4 separate regions of the Homo sapiens genome follow, and regions 1, 2 and 4 are each linked to region 3. A link is a loop called in an ENCODE intact Hi-C map of the cell type or tissue named here. Cell type or tissue: A673. All regions are shown on one strand. Links, peaks and the distances in the headings refer to the core of each region. The heading gives the core; the rest is flanking DNA. Region 1 overlaps LOC124902897. Region 2 has its middle 13 kb from the start of LINC00477. Region 3 has its middle 100 kb from the start of MIR920. Region 4 has its middle 84 kb from the start of SOX5-AS1.

The links. A loop is a pair of places that touch in the nucleus more often than their neighbours do. Peaks named below come from ENCODE experiments on the same cell type or tissue, not always from the same donor. Only the 100,000 strongest peaks of a DNase experiment are listed, where the experiment ranks them.
Region 1: a loop joins it to region 3, with 2.5 times the contacts of the local background. A loop is called at or near these places in 9 of 110 quality-filtered maps.
Region 2: a loop joins it to region 3, with 9 times the contacts of the local background. A loop is called at or near these places in 18 of 110 quality-filtered maps.
Region 4: it touches region 3 in a loop (16-fold over the local background); 2 of 110 quality-filtered maps call a loop at or near these places.

What each region holds. Positions count from the first base shown.
Region 1 is chr12:24,726,414-24,730,972 of GRCh38, reverse strand. The region is part of intron 1 of LOC124902897; the gene reads right to left. Among named protein-coding and RNA genes, the nearest start is that of BCAT1-AS1, 91 kb to the left of the region's middle. In A673, for the core only: a CTCF peak has its summit at 2,412 (motif pointing right); a DNase peak (open chromatin) is centred at 2,402.
Region 2 is chr12:24,594,778-24,599,336 of GRCh38, reverse strand. No RefSeq gene overlaps it. Among named protein-coding and RNA genes, the nearest start is that of LINC00477, 13 kb to the right of the region's middle. In A673, for the core only: CTCF peaks have their summits at 2,148, 2,348, 3,295 and 3,496; DNase peaks (open chromatin) are centred at 2,346 and 3,466.
Region 3 is chr12:24,107,034-24,111,592 of GRCh38, reverse strand. It overlaps a transcript of SOX5 not described here. Among named protein-coding and RNA genes, the nearest start is that of MIR920, 100 kb to the left of the region's middle. In A673, for the core only: a CTCF peak has its summit at 1,978; a DNase peak (open chromatin) is centred at 1,972; H3K27ac peaks cover 1,370 bases.
Region 4 is chr12:24,305,020-24,309,578 of GRCh38, reverse strand. It overlaps a transcript of SOX5 not described here. Among named protein-coding and RNA genes, the nearest start is that of SOX5-AS1, 84 kb to the right of the region's middle. In A673, for the core only: no CTCF peak of the experiment used is centred there; DNase peaks (open chromatin) are centred at 1,638 and 2,258; H3K27ac peaks cover 3,940 bases.

The DNA of each region.
Region 1 (4,559 bases), core at 364-4,363, 620 kb before region 3:
AGACTAGCCTTGGGCTTCCAAGCCAATGTCCCAATGGCTAAGGAACTGTAGATATGTTACTGAGTTCACTTACACCTTCATTCCGTGACCCTGAGGACAACACACCTTCATTGCACTCAACCCTAGACCCCATATCTTCTCCTTCTACCCACTCCTCCACATGAAAGTCAGAGGTAGACATATGAGTGCCTATTTTTGGTAAATGTCATGGTTTTTCACATCACTGAGTAAGCATGAAAATTTCTCTCTAAATATTTGAATCACTTCATTTATAGTCAAAAACACTTTCTCAAAATGAACATTGTGAAGCCAACCAATTTGACTACACATCTGGGTTTGAACCCCAAAGAGGCAGAAACACTATAGTTAATCAAACTAATTTGTATTGCTATTCTTATCTGGTGGTCTCACTTTGAGGAAACCACAAAGATGTCATTTGGGAAGTGTCAGCTTTAGGGGTGGGGCTGAGTTGGGGATGTTGGTCCTTTGATGGTAATGGTTGTATAAAACACAACATAAAATTGTGAAAAAACATTTGTAGTGAACTTTTTTAAAAACACATTTACTTTTTAGAGCAGTAGTTTTGAATTATGACAATTTGGAAAGAATGATGCAGTATGACATGATGCAAAGAACAAATCCCTGACTTTAAGGAAAACTGACCCCCAGTCCTGCCTCTGCTATTATTCAGTTTTGTTGGGTTGGGCAAGTCACATACCAACATGGTGTCAATCCCTTCTTTATAAAATAAGAAATTGGTTTAGCTCAGAGTTCCCCAAATTTGTACTTCAGACCTGTGAAGTTGTCTGCAAAAGTAAAAGTAATTTTGTGATAAAATAAATTGAGAATTACTGCATACTATGCTGTTCAAATGTACACTGACATATTGATATCTGTGAAATGTTCTGCAGTTGGACACATGGTTTAACTTTCTTTTCTTTTCCCTTTTCTTTTCTTGTTTTTGTAGGGACATGGTCTCACCTGTGTTGCTGTGTTGCTCAGGCTGGTGTCAAACTCCTGAGCTCAAGCGATCTTCCTGCCTCTGCCTCCAAAAGTGCTGGGATTACAGGTGTGAGCCACTATGCCTGACTTTAGTACAGTATTTTCCAAAATTTTTTTTGTCTGGTGACATACCTTAATATCTCTTAAGAATAGAGTATCACAGATATCTTTTGGAAACCCTGGGTTCAATGATCTCTAAGACCCTTTCCAGTTAGCATTCAATTATACTAGTAACTCTGTTTTTGTTATTTATTGTATTTTGTCAATAAGGAAGTTTTTTTGTTGATTTCCGGTAATTTCTCAGTTGAAATAATTTAGCTGCCTAGGGATTCATTAGAATGAGTCATTGGTCCTCCTGCCCCATGTAAGGTACTTTCCAGTTTTAAAGTTTATGATTCTAAGATTCTAATTTGAGATCAGCGACAAGTCTTCTTATAAGAAAAATTAATTGTATTCTTTTTTTTTTTTTTAGACATAGTCTCACTCTGTCACCCAGCCTGGAGTGCAGTGGTGCGATCTCGGCTCACTGCAAGCTCCGCCTCCTGAGTTCAAGTGATTGTCCTGCCTCAGCCTCCCGAGTAGCTGGGACTACAGGCACCCGCCACCGTGCCCGACTGATTTTTTGTATTTTTAGTGGAGACGGGGTTTCACCGAGTTAGCCAGGATGGTCTCGATCTCCTGACCCGTGATCCGCCCGCCTCGGCCTCCCAAAGTGCTGGGATTACAGGCGTGAGCCACTGTGCCCGGCCAATTAATTGTATTTTTTGCCTTCTAGAAAACCTTATGTTGCTTCATATTCTTGTTAACCTGCAAAATTTTTTTTCCAAATTCTCATTTTAAAAGAATAATAGATTTATCTATAAGCAACAGAGACATTTTGTACCCTCATGGTTAGTAGTTTTAATTTTTCGGAAAAATCATGTTACTCATTACGTAATATCTGTAACTAAATTTTAAACTATGGATTGGTACAAGTTTACACAGGCATTAAAATTTCCGATTATTCCTTAGGACATTACATAGGAGTATATGTGTTGTTGATTTTGTTATTAAAACACTTTCTTTCATTAACAATGTACCTCTTCTGTTCAGAAAAATGAAAAGGAAAGAGTACATGACCACATCTTTAAATAGATGTTCAAGTTCATTTAAAAAGATTATTTTTTATTTAAAACATTACAACCTCATCACCTGCAGACTATTTCTTTCATCAAAGTGGCTTAAGATGTATTGCATTTTGATAAAAAACTGCTTCCAATGGCTACAGCATCAAAAAGTAAATACTATGTATTTTATTTACCATGAAAAAGGTAGTGAAAGTTTCCCCAGTTTCTTAATCTGTAATTGGTCACTCTTTCTGTAGAGAGATATTGAGGATGGTAAAATACTCCCAGTACCCACAAGGTGGCATGGCCTTCTTGTTCAATCCAGTTTCATTTATTATTTCTGCTTTATCTGCTACTATATTTTAGATTCTGCTCTTTTATTAAAGTTTTGAATTTCACTTTATGGTTTTATTTTTCTTCACTTGCAGCCAATGGACAGTACTGGAATTTCTAGACAGAAATATATTTTTTAAAGAAATATTAAAGTAAAACTCTTCTACATCTTCTATTGTTTCAGTCCACTTTGGAGCTGACTTTAAATTATTTGACTGTGTATGAAGCCTAGTGATTATAAACTGCCTAATAAACACTAGATACTCAATAAATATTTGCTGTGGAATTTCATGAGTTGTCTTACTGAAAAAAAGGTATTAAAATACTCATTTTTTACCAGAACAATTTATGGATACTTTATATCTTTCCACTTGCTGGTGAAAAAGCTCTGCCTCTTTTGCTCAGGAAGTACTGTTATTTTACGGTATTATAAAAATATGTCATAAATTAGGGTGAAATCTCCATCCTATCTCAATTATAAAAAAGGCACGGTGAATTCACTTCAGTCCTTTACTCAGTAAACATTTGTGGACCCTCTCTCTGTACCCAGCACTGTGCCAAGGGCTGAAGAAAACATAAGGATGAGTAGAACATGGATAAGGGAATAAGCATGTAATTGCAAGAGCAGAATCATCACTCACCCATTCATTCATTCATTCAACAAATATTTATTGAGTTTACTGTGTTTCAGGTGTTATAAGAAGGTAAATAATAAATAAAATGGCCAAAAATCTTACACTAGAGTAGACAGACAATAATCTAGATAAATAAAATAAACACATAAAATGAGTGAACTCTATAGTATGTTCAATAACGATACATGCTAAGGAGAAAACATAAAGCAGAGAGAGGAGAGAAGCCTCTTGGGCCAGGAGAGGATTAGGTTGGCTATATTTTTATTTTGGGTCATGAGATAAGGTCTCTGTCTCTCTCTGCAAAACGACCTGAAGAAGGTACAGAAGTGAACTGTGTGGTTGTCTGGAGGGAAGAACACTCTAGGCAGCAGAGACACTAAGTACAAAGGCTCCCAGTGGGACTGGGTCACTGTCGCGTACTCTGTTGGGGTTGCTAAAACAAAATGCCATCAAATGGGTGGCTTATAAACAACAGAAATGGATTTCTCATAGTTGTAGAGGCTGGGAAGTCCAAGATCAAGGTAGAGTCTCTCTCTGGTGAGGGCCCCCTTTCTGGGTCACAGACTGTACCTTCTCACTGTGTCCTCACATGGTGGAAGGGATGAGAGTCTCTCTGGGGTCTCTTTTATAAGGCACTAATTTCACTTACGAAGGCTCTGCCCTCACGGCCTAATCACCTCCCAAGGGCCCCATCTCTGAATACCATCACTTTAGGGGTTGGAATTTTGGCATATGAGTTATGAGGTGGGTACAAACATTCAGACCACAGCACTCATTTAATGTGTGCTACCCCAGAGTCCTACATAAAATGAGATGGGAGCAAAGGAGACTGAGGGGCTCCTTGAGGAAAGTGAAAGAGGATTTAGCTGAGGAAGAGAAATCTACCCCACACCCAGTGGACAAAGGTGCTCCTGGTTGAGCAAAGCCATAGAGGCATGAAAGCCAAAGATGTGGTTGTGTGGGAAGTAAGAAGAAAAATGAGGCTGTAAATAGGACGAACATATAATAGTCCTGTATGCACAACCCTATTTTATATCCACTTGGGGGGAAAAGCAGTGATTTCACCAGATTAATTTTGAGGGAAAAAAATTTAGGTAAATCATAAAATACAATGAACAGACAATATATGTGCAGGATAATATTAACTTACTCGAATCTGTTTTCCTCTCCAAAAAAAATTTATATTCCTTCTCATTGGGATTACAAAATTTTGACTTCAGGATGCATAAACAGACAGATAGTAAAAGTTTTGAGCATTCTGTATTTTCTAGATATCAGTTCTGCTTTTGTGATAAGGCCCCGGATGCAGTGTCTACCTGGCAATGCACTAAATTTTAGATATCTGAGATCTCTACAATGGATAGCATAAGTCTCTTTTATGAGAGGTTTCGTCAGAGGAAGAGCTCAAGTGATTCTATCTGACGGCTTCTTTTTCTAGGCTTTAAACCTTTAGTGGGGGTCAGATAAGGGGATGGGAAAATAT
Region 2 (4,559 bases), core at 234-4,233, 490 kb before region 3:
CCTGCTGAGCTTCAGAGAAAATCCTAACTCCTTAGCATGGTACACATGTATGTTTATTGCAGCACTGTACACAATAGCAAAGACTTGGAACCAACCCAGATGCCCATCAATGATAGACTGGATAAAGAAAATCTGGCACATATACACCATGGAATACTAAGCAGCCATGAAAAAAGGATGAGTTCATGTCCTTTGCTAGGACATGGATGAAGCTGGAAACTATCATTCTCAGCAAACTAACACAGAAACAGAAATCCGAACACGGCACGTTCTCACTCATAAGTGGGGGTTGAACAATGAGAACACATGGACACAAGGAGGTGAACATCACACACCGGGGCCTGTCGGCGGGGGTGGAGGCTAGGGGAGGGATAACATTAGGAGAAATACCTAATGTAGATGACGGGTTGATGGGTGCAGCAAACCACCATGGCACATGTATACCTATGTAACAAACCTACATGTTCTGCATATATATCCCAGAACTTAAAGTATAATAAATAAAAATAAATAAATAAATAAAAATTGTCCATGTCTATTTTGCCATCTTTTTATGTATAGCCACTCATTTTAAGGCTTCTGTTTCAGTCAAAATTGTTTACTCACCACTTCTAAATCACTCTTCATTTTTCTCCTTCCCTATATGGCTCATAATGGTTTTACAAACGCATACATAGCTACAAATTTGAGCTTTATGTAGCTTCTGACCGATCTTAAAACTTCTCTGAGTCTGATTTTCTACTGTAAAATTAAGTTTTATCATATCTAACCTCTCAACCATATAGGGTTTTTGTGAGGATCAAGTAAATCAGTATTTATTGACTTCATGTTGTATGCCAAACACTTTGCTGGTTTTAATAACATGTCTTATTAAAACTTTCCAAAAATTCTGTGACATAAGTAGATCTTATTTTCACTTTACAGATAAAGAAACTGAGGCAATAATTTGTAAATACTTTGCTATTTGACAACTATAGAAATGTATATATTTGTCTGTTTGTTCCTGATACTAAATCTTCTAGTTGACGCAATCTTAGTATTTTCTCCAACTACATTTTAAGTTCTTCTAAGGTGTAAATGATTTTGTGAATTATAACATGTTCTCTTGTGGTAGTTAATAAAGGTATTAATTGCTTTGTAAGTATTTCCAGATTTATTTTGATATACAGCTTATGTGATTGGCTGACGATTTTACTTTTCCATGAAAGGAGCTTAAAATCTTGCCCCCCAAACTTTTTGCCTATTGGATAACAGCCATGCACGTGAAAATAAAGAGGGATACCAAGAACATGAGATAAGCCTCACTTATGTGGGCTGCCTCAGAGTATGTATAAGTAGGTACAAATACAGATATTTCCTCTTTGCAAATGTTTTTAAGTGTATTAAATAGGTCAAACAAAGTTGGCCTAATGAAGGGGAAAATATCAAGGGTAATTCAAAACCATATACAGCATATTTTTACAATGTCTATTAGTGATGAGGTAACTGAGGATGCCATCACTTCACTAGTGATAAACACAATAGACGCAATAGTGACAGACGCTCATCAGACACTGGCTTTGAGAACGTGGCTTTGATGATTTACAATAGGGAAAGCAAAACTAGTTTATACTTGAGCAGGGATGTGTTTATTCTACTTATCTGAAGTTAAAGCCAATCATCACAGTGGGTTGAATGACCTTAAATCTTCATATTTGAGCAGAACTTAATGGACCATTTGCTGATAGATAAATTCCAGAAAATAAACCAGTTCCCAAATTTGTGCGTGTGTGTGTAGATACATATACACATATATATCATATATTATGTTATTAACTAAAAACAAATGTGTTTCTTTTATAGAAAAGTATAAATAATGGACTTTAAACAACTTCCTAAATAAACAAAGATGCTGTGGTCCAAAGGCTAGCTCATTCAACTGAATTTTTAAAGCCGTATTTCAAGTTTACCTAATAATTAAACATTCTTAGTTGAGGAAATGTGAATTTGATTTCTCCGTATATTTTCTTTTTCTTGATTAGAAAGAACATGCCTTGCATGGTGCTTTGATCACTAGAAGTAACCATTTTAGGTTGAGGTCCTGTAAGTCCATTCTTTTCAATATGAGACAGAACTCCTGGCACAAATTACATTTCCCTTATTGCATTGTGTTCAATTTCAAGTACCATTCTTACATCTTAATACAAGAAATATGTGTGACATTGCACCTTTTTCTGAACAATATGCTTGGAATGAAGTATGTTGTAAGGAAATTAATCCATCAACCTCTTAAGAGGGGATGATGGTTTAAGGAAACCCAGTCTGTCTTTTCAACCCATCAAGGACATGTATTTTGCCTTTATCCACTAGAGGGGGTAATGTTCTTCCATCCTAAAACACCATGGAATTATCCAGACATGATTTAAATTCACAGTGACCTTGTTTATTTTGAAATGAGGTCAATTAAATACTATATAATACAATGGATGCCAAAATCATCCATAAAAGTTGTTTTGAAAACATTTGTGACACAAAGATCAGAAGGATTTGTTGTTCTTGTTGATACTAAAATTTGCCAAATCCACGGTTGTAAAGATGGGTAAATTTGTTTTAGTTGTGAGAGGAGAATTTGTATAAAGTAATGCTTTCCATGACCATTCCAAAAAATACTATGCAATTTTTTATGTGATTGATTTCAATGTATTAGGGTTGATAATTGGATTGTTGTCTGTTTCGTTCAGTAAGGAAGAAGGTCATCTCTTTTTTATTTTCTTAAGATATATTTAGGAAATATTGGGAGAATTAAATAGATTTATAGAAGTTTATAATAAATATCATAAATACATAAATGAAATGTGATATAACATAGGTGATTAGTAGTACAAGGATTGGGATATGTGAAGATCAATAACATACTGCAGAGTTGATTTATTACATATAAATATATAATTATCACTGTTTATCATGGTAATGATTTTTCTTTTAATAAATTCCAAGTCAATAAGACAAGAATGTTTTTTTCTTTAAACCTACTGAAAAATAGTTTGAATTGCAGAATAGCTAATCCTATTTAGTTGTTAAAAGATAATCAAAATAATTGGTTAGAAATAACCAGTAGCCAAATTGATGAAATTTCATGATTATAATTAACTGTGCTATTAGGTCAGTTGTTTAGCTATTTCTATGAATAAGAAGAAGCCTAATCAAAATGCAGAATAATTAGTTCTGTTGAAAAGAAGAGATATAATTTGTAAAAAGCACGTATGTTGCATCAACCATATTTTTCATAATTCTAATTACTTTCTCAAATAAAACATACTTCTGGTTCCTAAAGATTATTTCCCTTGAGTAAAAGCTGCAGTAGTGGTTTCATATGGGTGAGTACCAGACTCACCATATAACTTTTGAAATTATTGATGCCTAGAGGGCCCCCTGTAGCAATGTGAATTCAGCAGGTCTGGAGTGGTTGCAGCACGGAAATTTTTTAAAAATTCTGCATCGACTTTAATCTGCAGCCCTGGTGGAGCATCACTGCATTGCATGAGGAGTTAATTGTACCTGACTAGGTTTTTCTTCTTGCTTTCCACCCCTAGAAGGCATACTATTAAAAATTCTTTGGAGACAAAAGAAGAAAATTATGGTAAATTATTACAACTTTTTACAGGAACACCCCCTATTGTATGAGTGAGAGTTAAGGCCTCAAAATACCTATGTGTGACAGTGAATTCCATATTATAGTGAAAATAAACATGCTTTTGAAGTCCTGTGTTGTTTCTTAGTAATTTGTGCTGCCTGGAGATCTTCCAAATACAGCTAACAAAGGCTTGTAGAAAGGACTTTCAGCATCATGAAAAAATTTTTGCTATAGACAAGAACGAATATTTACAAAACAATAATCCCAAACAGATCCAAACCCTATAAATAAGTATTGTTTTCTTGAATATTACCATAAAAATACAGTTATTTTAAAACTGAGTAACATATTTTCGTACTATATACATTAAAATAAATTATACTGAGGTGATAACTCAAATGAAGGTTTTATAATAACTGGGAAGTTAAATTATATGCAACCAAAAATAATGCATAGATGACATGCACATTTCATGTCATCTATATGTAATCTATAATTTATTTTACTATAAATAGGATCTTCAATACACATTATAATGGTTATTTATAGTGCATGATTTACTTTAATTAATATAACAACAAACAGTGGAAATGTAAAAAAAGATCCTTTTTTTTTCTCCTAGAGAGATTTTTTTCCACTCTGTTTTTCAACACTTAACTGAGAAAACACAGTGACTACAAAGGGCAGCAAGTTCCCAGGACAGTGGAAGGAATTAATGTGTGTCCAAATAATTGCAGTGTAATAGCACACCTGTATATATCAGAGATATTGGAAGCCATGAATGCACAGAAGAAAAATGTCCATCTCTGCCTATAAGAAGCCTAATGGTGAAAGTCATAGTTGTGGTCACGTTGGGGTGTGTGTGTGTGTGTGTGCATGTGCTGATAGGTGTGTGTATCAATAGATGAAAGAACAATCATTGAAGATTCAGAAACAGTCTGGGACT
Region 3 (4,559 bases), core at 185-4,184:
ACTGGAATTTCTGACTTTAAAATATATGGATTTGAGAAACATCGATTTTGAGCTAAACTAGATAACATATTTATTTCTTAATGATATGCACAAATTTGTTAGGTATTGAAATAACCAATACAGTATTACCTTTCATTTCAGTTTTTAATGATACTAAAGCATGACTTTTTGGTAATTGTTTTAGTCAGACTTGGTAAGCACAAGATCTGACAGTGTTGACTAGTCTGATACTCACAGGATGCATTGTATAAATTCTTCATTCCTTGAAGCATGAGTACAGATGATGACTGTCATCTTTGCCCTTTGACAGGTGTTAGGTAATGTGTAAGATATTCCCTGAAGCCTTTTCCAGATTTTTCTTGGTGATTCAAGTTTAGAAATGTGGTTTGCTTAGAGCAGTGTTTTCAATGGGGGGTGATTTTTACCTCCCGTGGGACATTTGGCAATGTCTGGAGACATTTTTGCTTTTCCCAGTTGGGGGATGCTATTGGCATCTAGTGTGTAGAGAGGCCAGAGATGCTGCTATACCCCCTACAATGCATATCACAGTCTCCCACAGTAAAGACATGTTGGACCCAAAGTATTAATGCCAAGGGTCGAGAAATCCTGGCTTAGCGTAAAATTTGAGAACGAAGTCATCAGGATTCTTTAAATCCATACCTTCTTTTTTTTTTTTTTTTTTTTTTTTTTTTGAAGTGGAGTCTCGCGCTGTCGCCCAGGCTGGAGTACAGTGGCACGATCTCAACTCACTGCAAGCTCCGCCTCCTGGGTTCACGCCATCCTTCCGCCTCAGCCTCCCGAGTAGCTGGGCCTACAGGCGCCTGCCACTATGCCCAGCTAATTTTTTAAATTTTATTTTATTTTTATTTTTAGTAGAGACGGAGTTTCACCATGTTAGCCAGGATGGTCTCAATCTCCTGACCTCGTGATCCGTCCGCCTCGGCCTCCCAAAGTGCTGGGATTACAGGCGTGAGCCACCATGCCTGGCCTAAATCCATACCTTCTTAATTAGGAAAATAATGTTCATCAATGAGGCACTTCTAATACATTCCTTACAGAGATATTTAAAAGTGCAGCATTTCCCTATATATCTGGATCATAATGAAATGAGTGGTTGTTATTGTCTCTTCCCAGATCAGTCATCCATTTGTTTATCAAACTTTTAGCAAGCACTTGATGTGGGACTTAGGTTGACTGTACAAAATTGAATAAGAGATGGTCATCATCTAGATTAATGAATGGTAGGTAGATGGTAAAGATGACTGCGTTGTTGTTGTTCTCTATGATTTTGTAATGTTCTCTTACATGATAGCAACTCATTAGGTTTCTTTAGAGCGAGGGTAGGTTTGTCATGAAGTTTTGAAAGCTTTATTGGTGTTGGCAAGAGAATGGTGCAAGATAGTTGATTTATAGAATGTTTAGTTCTATTTTCTTGCTTAAACAATCCATAGACCAAAACTGTTGAGGGACCACTGGTAAGTGGTAGCCTCTTATAGGCAAAGGGATGCAGTAAAGGACTTTTGTAAGTTGTTTTTTAAAGTGTGAACATCATTGCTATGATCTGAATGTGTCCTCCAAAATTCATGTTGAAACCTCATCATTATTCTAACAATGTGTCATCAGAAAAAATTTTAATGAAATTAGCGTTAAAGTAAATTTAATGGCTATGGCATATTTGAATTTGTGGACGTATGTTTTGCAAAGACTCTGCTTCTGTCTTTATTTTTTGGAAACTAGGACATGGACTGTAGGCTTAGTTTCCAAATGTGGACTTTAAAATAATAGCTTTTTAAAATAAATGAAAATATTTTCAACATCTGATATTTTAAAAATATTTTACCACTAGTTCTGTTGAAATGATTTTCATTGTTGTTGTTTAAAACTAATTTTCTTCTTTGTGCTATTAAGTGGGAAAGTAAAACACCTATAAAGAGATCAATCTATTTTTACTGTGTAATGATCCCCCTAGTGGATATGAGATGCAGCTAGCTTCGATATTTGCATAAAGAAGCAGGTGATGGTGGGTGAGACTTTGTTACTTGTTTCTCACTTTCAGAAGTGTTGTACAAGATCAAAACTGTCTTTACTATTTTTAATAAAGGAACTCCAAGTGGTTAAATTACCTTTTTAGGAAGCCTTAATGAGGCAGAAAGTGGTAGAAGTGCATAATTCTTTAAACTTAGATAAAGATAAATATCTTAAACAAAAGTTGGTGCAACGCTTTTGTAGTTTTTCAAAACACTATTTAAAGAAAAGGATTTTTACCAATTATTTTGTGGTTTTCTCACTTAAATTGGCTAACAGTTTAAAAGTAGTCTATGTAACCTGATGCTACTATATATCTGATCTCCAGTTAGATTTGTTAAAGCAAGAATAGCAAGTGAAAGAAATTGATGACATGAAAATTGATTACTCTTTAAAGACATACTCTCAAAATAAGACATACAAGGTATCTATTTATAGTACCTAGATAATAAACTTTAGAAATAAAGATTCATTTGGATTTTGTAAAATGTTGTTAAAACATTAGGTCTGCAGGTTTCAAATATGCTACTATTCAGAACATTGGAAATAAGAGAAGCAGAATAAATACCTGTGATGTGGCAAAAACTTCAAATATTGCTAGCTACAAAGAGCTAGAAACCATCTTTAAGTAAAAATCATGTTAATGATGACTATATAATGAACCCAATATCAGTAGAACATCATATTGCCTAAGCAAACAGTGTTATTACTTTCACTTCATTGTACAATAAGTTGATGGTTTATGGAACTGGTTCTGTTCTGAGAAAGGTATCATTTGAATAGGAAAACAGCCTGTTTCTTCATAAAGGACTTAAACACTGGTAGAGGAGAGAACTCTGTTAATAAAATGCATTTTGCATATACAGTATATCAGAGTCATGTTTGAGAATTTTTCTGATATTATGAAAGGCCAGATAAAATATAAAACAAATGTCTATTCCACTTGTAAAGATAGGATTTCTGAATTTGTTAATAGGCTATAATTAATGTCATTTTAAACTTTTTCCTATTCTGTGTACTTATAAAGATACTTATAGAACAAATAATTAGAGAGTTAACTTGACAGAAGTCAACAATGTAGTGTGTGATAGACTAATCAATGATAAATCACATCATTCAGAAAAGAGAAGTTCTGTAAGTCTTGCTTAATTTATTGAAAATAAAGCTACATTTTTCAGTGATGAACATTTCTTGATGACAGTAATGATGATGCATGAATTAAATGAGGAGATAGGAAATAGGAATAAAAAAAGGATGGAAAAACTATAATTAACAAAAAACATCCACAAACAATAATTTATGTAAGTGAAATAGATTTCTGCAGAATAAAAATGGAACAAAGTGAACAATGGAAATTATTCGACAATTAGGGTGGATATAGCTTGGATCACTGAAACGGTGAAAGGCAAAAGATAATGTAATGCAACTTACACAGAGAAACAATGGAAATCTGTTCAAAAGCTCTTTTAAAAGACTTCCCCTTCACAAATATGTTGTCCTATTCTGCCTTTTCATTAGCAAGTTCTCTTTAATATTTCCAATTTACAAGATGCCTGAAGAAAATTAACATCTGACTTGATTTTAAAACTTTATTTGAAGCTCTGCCACACGTATTTGCAGCCTATACACTGTATGAATTTACTTAACCATTCACTTGGCTTTGCTTTTGAGTGGTCTGCTGGTCAAAATTGCCTGATATTTAAATGTTACCATAGTGATGAGTAGTGGACACTGTCATCTTTCTCGTTTTAATTAAGGAACAGATGCAGGTAAAGCTGATCTCTCAGTGACCCTCTTTAAGCCCGGCATCAACACATTGATTGTTTTCAATTCTTTTCTCTCCCCTGTAATCTTAGCTTTGTCCTTTCGTCATATCAAGGTCTTCATCCTCTTACGTTAAAGATGCAGGAACTCCTTTTAAACCCTTCCTTAGGGAGCTTTAGCTTAGAGAGAATAAAACACACTTCCACTAAACACCAATGAAACACTAAGGCTGTTTTTTGGGTTTTATGTTTGTTTGTTTGTTTGTTTCAAGAAGCCCTGGCTTTGTCCACTTTAAAATTAAGTAATGTGTAAGTGGCAGTTTGTTAAAATTCTGTATACCCTATAAAGACAAAAAGTATTTCTACTTCCACTTTTTTGAATGAAACAAATTCCCTTTCCCATTTAGTGTATTTATAAATGAGGTATATTCAGAAGGTCTAAATAGTGTTAGCAACTCAATCATTCTTCCTTGGACTATAATCTAAAACACACTAAGAATATAGAAAGTATTTATTAACTAATACATGCATGGTAAAAATAAGAAGAGAGTGGCTGCCCCAAAGATACTCACATTTTGGTTGTGTTTGAGGTGGATTGTAAGAGCTTGTTGTCATGAGGCATAACATACTCTGGGTAGAAGAAACAAAATTTGGTTGGAAGGATTAGAGAAGAGGATTATTAGGTATCCAGTAGTAACAGATTTAGGCACAGTGCCAGAGGAATAGTATAAATGATGAAATGCTTGTCCTAACTACTTTTCATTTGTTCCA
Region 4 (4,559 bases), core at 151-4,150, 200 kb before region 3:
AAATGGGTACCTTAAAAACATTTTGTCTAAATGTTGATTTAAAAAGCAAAAGTTTTTTTTTCTGAAGAAAAAACATTTTAAATAAGAGCGTAACTAGTTTTGATAAGATCAACTTTAAAATGTAATGTGTAATTAAGTAGAGGGAAATGGAGAATAACAATAATAGCTTACTTCTCAGCAAACAGCATTTTTCGTGAAAAGTGTTTATAATATTTATTAACATACAGAATTAGTCTTAACCTGCTAGAAAGAAGAGAAAATGCAACACCTTTCAAAGATGCAAATTGACAATTAACAAAACAATAGAATTCTAGGCCTTCCTTTGCAAGAGGTGCAAATTGATAATCAGGCTCTGCTGAAAAGCCGGTTGTTTCTATTTAAAAGTTATCTTGAGATGGAGGCTCCCCAAGGAAGAAGAAAATAAGAATATGGCCATGTTTGTGAAGTAGAACATCCTATCTACAAGGATATCATAATTCTACTGCTCTCTGCAGTTTCTATTTGAAAAATCCCAGCCCTTTTGGAGGAGGGATGTATGAATTCAGTGTCTCTGGATATTAACAGCATTGCTTTTCACATTCATTGCTGATTCAGTTCACTGCTCTGACCTTTACTTTTAAGGTACAAAATGGTATGGGATTAGGCCACCTGAAGAATCCAATAATACTTTTCTGTGTCTCTGTAGAGCCATAGTGTGCTGTGTATGTGTTTGTGAGTTTCTGTCAGGGCACTGTCCATATACACTCAATGCTCAATTTTCCATAGGTAGACGTTTCAGCTTCTCAGATTTAGTTGTTGACCTGATCATCAACTTATATTTACTTTGCCACTGGGAGTCTATGGGTGTGCTGGGAAGTTTTTTGTGTACTTTTTTTAAATTTCAGCAGGTGACCATAGTCAGTCTGCATTTGTTGAGCGCTTCTGAGTGCCAGGTAATGTGCTAGATGTTGTGAATACCAAGTTGATAGGACATCAGTCTAGTAGTGTTATCCAAGTCACGTGGTACCACAAAGTATCTTAGTGGCGGCAAATCCAAATGGGTCTGCAGCAACCTCGATTCTTGCCTCCTCAGAAGAAAGAATTTGCCTGAGTGAGATGAGGCAGAAGGAGAGACAGAGGCAAGTTTTAGAGCGGCAGTGAACATTTATTAAAAAGCTTTAGAGCAGGAATGAAACAAAGTAAAGTACACTTGGAAGAGGGCCAAACGGGCAACTTGAGAGGTCAAGTGCATGTTTGACCTTTTGACTTGGGCTTTTATATGTTGGCATATACTTCCCGGGTCTTGCGTTACTTTTTCCCTGGTTCTTCCCTTGAGGTGGACTGTCCGCATGCACAGTGGCCTGCCAGCACTTGGGAGGGGAGCAGTGTGTTCACTGGAGTTCTACGCATGCTCACTTGAGGCATTCTCCCCTTACCAGCAGAATGTCCCTAGAAGGTCATACACCAGTTAAACTTCTCCATTTTGCCTCTTAATAGGCATGCTTGAGCACACTCACCTAACTGCAGAGATCTTATCGGGAAGCTGCTTATCACCAGCTTCTGTTTTTTTTTTTCTACTGGGAGACTGCCTTTTCCTGGTACCAGCTGTGACCAAGTATTATTTTAGACAGACAGTGTAACAATTGCGTGACCATCACCTGATGGTCTCCTGACATTCCTGGTGGGGTTGGGGGAGCCCTCTCCTGCCCTGTTCATGCCTGACTAGCTACCTACTATAACAGTAATTCTCCAAACTAGAAAGAGAATGAGGCTTGAAGTACAAACTAACTTCCTTCCTTCCCTCCCTCCTTCCTTCCTTCCTTCCTTCCTTCCTTCCATTAGGCCACCTGAAGAATCCAATAATACTTTTTCTGTGTCTCTGTAGAGCCATATTATGCTATGTATGTGTTTGTGTTTGTATGTGTTTTAGAGAAGCAGTGAACGTTTATTAAAAAGCTTTAGAGCAGGAATGAAACCAAGTAAAGTACACTTGGAAGAGGGCCAAATGGGCGACTTGAGAGGTCAAGTGCATGTTTGACCTTTTGACCCAGGGTGGGTGAGTGGGTGGGTGGGGGGGCCGGCCTTCCTTCCTTCCTTCCTTCCTTCCTTCCTTCCTTCCTTCCTTCCTTCCTTCCTTCCTTCCTTCCTTTCCAGCTATACAGTACTAAATGAGAAAGACACTGTCTCTGCCAGATCCCAGTTCTTCCATTTGGCCCATTTATTGAGTCAGAGTCTGTGTATACAAGTATAAACATGTATGCAAGTATGTAAATGAAAAAAGACAGTCTATATTTTCAAGGATTATGACATTTTGACTAAATCCCTGAATCTCTCTAAGCTTCTATTTCCTCACTAGTAAATAGGAAAAATAATGCCTCTTTCAGAGGACCCTGGTGGGGATGAAATGAGACGACGTGTGTGAAAGTTCTTGCACAATTTGTACTTAATATGTTAGTTAAGTTCTCCTGTTCCAAGCTTGGACTACAGGTGCATGCCACCATGCCTAGCTAATTTTTTTTTGGTAATTTTTGTAGAGATGGGGTTTTGCCATGTTGCCCTGGTTGGTCTTGAGCTCCTGAGCTCAAGCGATCTTCCTGCTCAGCCACCATCTTTAATCATCGTGTAGTTTTTGGAAGGTGAGCATTGGTCCTTGGCAGAAGGTGATGGACATTATATAATTTGGTGGAGGGAACAGGCTGCCCAGTGTCTCCAGCTGTGTTCTCTCCTTTCTCATAGTAGCTGCCTTGCCCTTAGTCTGGGCACTCAAGCTGGGATTTGGGCATTTGTGACATTTGTTCACATTTAGGGGTAGGAGTAGAAGGGTGGCTATCATCCCCACCTACCTTCTTACTTGGGGTTTGTCTCCAAAAGGATGTTTTTGCCCCTTTCTCTCCCCTCTCTGGGTTTTGGCTATCTTGGATGTGAGAGGAAAATGCTCCATGTTTTGAGCCCCCAGAAGTGGCCTCAGCGTTGCCTCTCCCAGCATTCTTTGTCTTTCTCCTTGCTGGATGTGGGCTTCTTTGTGGGTGCCATCTAGGCACAACAAACATTCATCTTCCCTGCAAGCAAAGCCTGAAGAAGATTGATTGCACTTCCTTATGGTCATGGGAAAGTGTAAGAAATTTTTTCTCTTGTCAAAGTGGCCAGAGCGCTCTCTGCTTTTTTTATGGAAATAACAATCTTTGCATGACCCCAGTCCACACTTCGGTGGCAGAATCATAGATTGAGGGCCATTGCCCATTTGTCCTTTTGGAGTCACTTTGCTGCTGGCATTCTAAAAACATTACAGCAAGCTTTGAACTGCTGTGCCAGGTCTCGTCTTCTTTATCTCCAGATCAGAGCTGGCGGTGCAGGCATCACCCAACTTGTGCCTGGCTTCCCTGGCTCCTCAGAGGTGAACAGCAAACGCCCACTTTCCCCGCCTTTATCATTTCCTGCCAGCCCTGAATTCCACTTTCAGGAGAATTTTCTATGGGTGTGGGACTCAGTCTGACAATCTCTTAAGCAGAGAGTGATACACAATTTGCACCTGCTGAAACCTGTTCAAAACAGGTCAGATCTATATTTTCTGATCCTCACGTTCCTTGGGCAGAACCCATCCCTTTGCAGGAAGAGTTCTATAGGGTTGTTTTTGTTTGGTCTTGATTTGCTTTTTAAAATAAGTGTGGATTCTGAGGTGGAGATCTTTAAAATATCTTTCATCGGCTGGGCGCGGTGGCTCACGCCTGTAATTTTAGCAGTTTGGGAGGCCGAGGCAGGCAGATTGCCTGAGCTCAGGAGTTCAAGACCAGCGTGGGCAACAAAGTAAAACCCCATCTCTATTAAAATACAAAAATTAGCCAGGCGTGGCGGCGGGTGCCTGTAATCCTAGCTACTCAGGAGGCTGAGGCAGGAGAATCACTTGAACCTGGGAGGCAGAAGTTACAGTGAGCCGCGATCGCGCCACTGCACTCCAGCCTGGGCGAGAGAGCGAGACTCTGTCTCCAAAAAAAACCACACACACAAATAAATAAAATATTTTTCACTGCCTTTCCATCTTCTAGGTTTTCTCTTAGAAATCTCGCAAAGATTAAACTTGTTAGCCAAATCCAATGAGGCTGCCTCCCTCTCCCTCGTAGCAGACACTCTTTATCTGCTTATGGAATTTAAAGGCAAAACTCATTTTCATCAAGACCCTGATATTTCAGGAATGATTCATGAACCCCCATCTCTGTAGACAAGCTGTCCAACAGAATCACCATCACTGTCACAAAGCATATTGGGTGCAGTTCTAAGGATTGACATCTCTCTTTGTTACACTTAGGCGTGTTCAAGGATTTTTAGCAATCCCTGGAGAGATCCTTGTGCTTACTGTGGATAAACATCAGAACATAATCTCATGTGTTTGAGAAATATCACTTTCTTTATTTTCTACTATTTAACATAATTATTGACATAATTATCCTATAATAGCATAATTAGTCATAATAACATAATTATCGACTCTCAGGCCACAATTCTACCAGCCTGGTGGAAAAATCTAACATCAGTCATTGTGGGGTCTTCGGAACTCTTCCCTTTGATCATCGTCATTCTTCCAG